2 separate regions of the Mus musculus genome follow, and region 1 is linked to region 2. The links are chromatin loops, found by intact Hi-C in ENCODE. Cell type or tissue: left cerebral cortex. All regions are shown on one strand.

Region 1 (2,500 bases), 530 kb after region 2:
ACAACTAAACTAAAATGGTTAGGCAGCAGAAACACCTCAGTCTGTGAGCCTATGGACTATGAACAAACACAAAATCCATCATGGTTTATCCACTTGGCAGTGTCTCATTACTCACAACAGGAAATGGAGCACTGCAAGGGTTGCTGAGTTTCTTGGGACTTGACCATAGGTATCAAGTTGCCTAAGAACTAGGACTGTAGCAACTCCAACAATACGAATAGGAAAGGGGGTAAAAAACAGAGAAGTCATACTGGCCTCATTTTCCTAAATTTCTGTAAGTTTCTCTTTGATCTTTGCTTACACATAATTCTTCATTCAACTAGAGCTGAACTCATGTTTTCAATATGAAGTTTGCTACTCTATTAAACCCACTGAGCAAATCTCAGAAGTGTATCTCAAAGTAAGCATGGTATGCCTGAGTTCTTGCTCTAGTTGGGGTGCGATTTCACAGACTGGCCATTTACTTTCATCTTGAGAATTGTCTTTCTTTAAATCTACTTCAACTTTACTTTAATTTTCTTTCTGACTTGATGAACTACTCTTTTATATATCTGACATTTATTTTGGTGATCAGTAGGTAGAGAGATTTCACAGATATTACATAAACCAAATTGTATTTGCTAGTTTTCTGTTACTATATCAAACACCCAAGATAACACTTATTATGAGAAAAGATTTAATTTGACTCCAGTTCACAACTGGTTGGCTCCATGGCTTCTGAACATCTAGAGATGACAGGTGGCAACCGCAGGGAGTCCATGGTGACCCGCTCACCTCCCAGCCAAGACTTTCAGGAAAGTGGAAAAAGAGAGCCAAAGACAAAGAAGGGGCTCCCCTCAAGGGCAGGTCCCCATCATCTCCCCCTAGGCTTGACCTCCAGAAGGTTCCACTAACTCCCAATGGTGCCACCTAGAAGAGAAAACCCTTAACAAGAGCCTTCGGGCAACAAATCACTTGCAAACTACAGCACTATTTGTCACCCAATCCTTCCTTTTGCTCTAGGTTGCTGGGTACACATTAATTACTGCTCACACTTGCACACCCTCTCGCGAGAGCACCCACCCACCCACACCCGTCCTTCTCAGCTCCCTACTCATCAGTTCAACACATCTGTCTGCTTTTGGGTTGACACCCTGCATTTTCCACTCACACAGCCTGCCAACAGGTTTTTATCATCAGCAGAGTATTTCCTTTCTCACTTCTTTTACATGAACATCTTAGTCATTTTCTTCCAAGCAAATTTCTGAGCCAGGAAAGATTTAACACAGATTTTAAAGTCATAGAGCACATAGCTTCATTCATACAGTGTCTTACAGTGGCTATACCATACAACCCAAGTATGCAGGGACCTCAAGCAGTTAGCGTTGTATAACTATATTCTATGATGTTTGTACAATGATAAAATTGCCAAAGAATATATTTCTCAAAATATATCCATGGCATGGCTTTAATTTTAAGGTTTATTTGAAATGTTAAAGTGTCTCATCTAAAATATGTCCTTGAATGAGTAGTACCACCAATGGAAATACCACTATCGGACCACTAGCTTGGAAGTAGTTCACAAGAGCACTGGGAAGCATAGACCAAGGTATACAAAGCCATCATTTCCAGGAGACTGGTTCAGATCTCATACAGTTGTGCTTAAATATATCCCCTCACCACAGACGTGGCTCCACCTGACAGCACCTGGCTGTGTCCTATAAACACTCAGGTCTGAGACCCTCTCATGCATTCAGCACAGCATTTCCTCTGAGAAACCTCAGGCATCACAAGCGCACTGGGCTACATGGACGCACCTACTTCAAAGACAAGCAGCTTGCAAACAGAACGAAGGCAATAGTATAAAGTAGACTTAGAAATACAGCATGCCCAGTTAAATCTGTGATCCAGAGAGAAAATTATTTGGTATAAGTATACAACCAAATATTACATAGTGCTTACTGTAAACATTATCTGTAGCTTATCTACAGCTTCCCAGGATATTTTCTACTTCATCTGGCAACACTCATGTTGTCGCAAGCAACTGTTTAAATGTGATGTAATCATGAAATCTCACTGAGAACTGCATGTGTTTGTAAAATCCCAGATTGAAAAAAAAAAAAAAGACACCCTTTAAAATTAAGAATTCTGTCTCTATAAGCTAAGAAGACCTAACTCAAGGTGAGTGAGCCTTAGTTGAAATGCCGGAGACTAGTTTTTCATGTTCAAAAAACAATATTTTGGAGTATGTGTGCCCAGATAGATAGATCTTAGGGATACAATTCAGGACAAAACACGAATTTAGTTATGTGTCACACACACCTTTTTCTTACAGTAAACATATGCCATACTTTTATTAATTGTATACAAGGGCAGGGGCAGATTTTCTGATTGCACGCTCTCTCTCTCTCTTACAGTGAAGTTTTTAATTTTAGAGCAGTTCATATTTCAGGTTTTTCAATTAGAAACAATAAGCTTGTGTATTAAAAATTATGGCATTTTAAAAATGAAACCAAACCCC
Region 2 (2,500 bases):
GCCCTGGCGTTCCCCTGTACTGAGGCATATACAGTTTGCAAGACCAAGGGGCCTCTCTTTCCGATCCAGGAAAGCAAAGGCATCCAGGACTCAAACCCAGACTTGGAGGCAGCAGGCTAAGCGGAAGCACGGGGGAATAGTGCTTACCGACTAGCTTCCTCTGGCTTGCTCAGCCTGCTTTCTGACATTGCCTGGGACCACCTGCCCAGGGATGACACCACCTCCCAGAGGACCGGCCCCTCCCACATCAAAAGCAATTAAGAAAAATACCCCCACAGACCGCTCATACGTCAATCTGATAGTCAAATCTTCAATTGAGGTTTCCTATTCCCTGGTAACTACAGATTGTGTCAAGTTAAAAAAAAAATAAAAAACTAGTAAGCATGCCCCATTTCTTTCCTTTAACCACAGTATCCCTTTCTTCACACTTCTTCTACATCTGTATCCTTGGTTACTTTATAGTTCTCTTATTTGAATAAACTTTAACTCTGACAAATGTACCTTTAGTACATTTAGGATCTATGGGACACAGATTATTGCTAGTAAGTCTACAATTTCAACATAAAGAGAGGGAGAGGGAGAGAGACCAAACCTTGCTAGCTAAAAAGCCAATCTAGTAAGCGCTCATTTCTTTCTCCGATATATATTTTTGAAACTAGGATACGTGTTTCCAACTACACCCTGCATTTTACATCCAGAACCAACAGAGGGCGCTGCACTATCAAGGATGGTCTAAAAGCTCACTAGGTTCACAGCACAAATTCAGTACTATACAGAGCTACATAGACTCGCTCTGAAACACACGGCTGGCAATGACCCACGAACTGAAGTTTTATTAAGGCACTTTTAAAGTTCGGATAATCTCTTGGAGCAGGGCCTCCTTCACGAGCCCACAGAGGTCTTTTCTATGCAAATGTAGTTTTCAAGATTCCTACACAAAACTAGGCTCACTGGGGCTGTCCCTGCCAGAGAGGGTGTCCTTGTGTAGTCGGAGTCACGTGACACGGGGCCAACGCAATTCTCGTGAGGAGCCGCGGCAGCCAGAGCTCCCGCCATGCGGCGCCGAGCCTCACCTGCAGGGGGCGCCCGCAGCAAGGCGCAGAGCAGGACGGCGGCCAGCGACAGCGGCGAGAGCACGGAGCCCGAGGCCCCGGCCCGCCGCCGGCCCCGCGGAGCCCGGCCCGGGGCCAAGGCCTCCATCCACACGCCGCCGACGGCCGAGCCTCGGCGCAGAAGGTCGTTACCTGGCGCGCGCCCACCCGCCGCCGGAAGTTGGCAGACGGCAGGCCGGAAGGACGGACCGACGGACGCGCCACTTCCGCTCGGGTGATGTGCGGGAGGTGTGCTAGCTTGGGACCCAGCTTGGGTACACATGGGAGGCAAGAGGTCGATCCCCTAGGGGCTCCCTTGACTTCGAGGCCCCGCACCACTAAGGAAACCCTCCAGAACCTGGCTGGTCTGAGATTCCAAAGCGAGAAGAATCTTGTGTCGCAAAGTTCTAACCTTTGCCTTCCCGTGGTGTCTGTGTGCAGAGGAGAAGCCCCTCTTATTACCTTAGCAGTGGATTGAGTTTCAGCCTTTAGGTGCCTAATGGCAGCAGATCCTGAGAACGGATGACTTAATGAATGTACACCTCTCATAAACTTCCTGGCTATAGTAATGCCAATGCATGAAGTTCCTGACTGTTGTAATGCGAACGATTGTGCATTATCAGTGTGTGGGACTTAATAGAAAATGCATGCAGTGAACACCTAGGAGAAATTAAAGGTATTGCCTTAAAAAGTGGCATGATGGGAAAATGGAGGAAATAGACCTTAGATGACATTGACTTTCATGCAGTACTCGGCTTGGAAGATCATCCTCAACTTGGATTCAGGAAAACATAAAGAACCAGCTCACGGACCGTTTAGAATGAGAATGTATTTAAATTGAAAGAATCATACATCTTTTCTGCCTTTGGAAGGATTTAATGATAGTCCAACTAGGATAAAAATAAATTTTATACAAATATATAGAAACACTAGAAGCAGGCTGTTAAATGTTTTCACTTTTAATATGAAGAGATGGGTAATACGGAGTGGAGTAAAAACTTACTGACCTTCGTGTTTTGGATAAACTGTCCAGGACCTTATGCTGAAAACTTACCCATTTATTTCAACGTTATTGCTTGTTTTGTTGTATATTGCAAATTTTCAGTCATCATCATAGGTGGTCGTGGCTACATTCTGCTTATCCTTACTATCATACAATTGATCTGATTTAAATATTCTATACCTGACTCTTGTAGAAGCTTACCTTCTTTATTTAAGGAGGTGTGAGCTATTACCCTTCGGATTGTAATAATTAAACTTAGTTGCAATTTTCATGCAAAACCAAATTGTCTAGTTAAAAAACAGCTCTTAAGTGGACTGCTATGCTTATCGTTTAAAATAGATCGTTTTTTATGCTGCCATTTACTGAAATAACATAAATACCTCATTGTTTTCGTTCTAAGAATTGT

What was found. Peaks named below come from ENCODE experiments on the same cell type or tissue, not always from the same donor. Only the 100,000 strongest peaks of a DNase experiment are listed, where the experiment ranks them.
Region 1: it touches region 2 in a loop (3.0-fold over the local background); 15 of 42 quality-filtered maps call a loop at or near these places.

What each region holds. Positions count from the first base shown.
Region 1 is chr11:11,988,912-11,991,411 of GRCm38, forward strand. The region is part of intron 1 of Grb10 (growth factor receptor bound protein 10); the gene reads right to left. Among named protein-coding and RNA genes, the nearest start is that of Grb10, 47 kb to the right of the region's middle. In left cerebral cortex, no CTCF peak of the experiment used is centred here; a DNase peak (open chromatin) is centred at 1,174.
Region 2 is chr11:11,460,991-11,463,490 of GRCm38, forward strand. It overlaps Zpbp (zona pellucida binding protein), which reads right to left and starts at 1,429. Exons shown (of 8, transcript NM_015785.2): 1 at 1,074-1,429. The coding sequence starts at 1,374. In left cerebral cortex, CTCF peaks have their summits at 729 (motif pointing right) and 1,065 (motif pointing right); DNase peaks (open chromatin) are centred at 134, 765, 995 and 1,261; H3K4me3 peaks cover 1,223 bases; H3K27ac peaks cover 781 bases.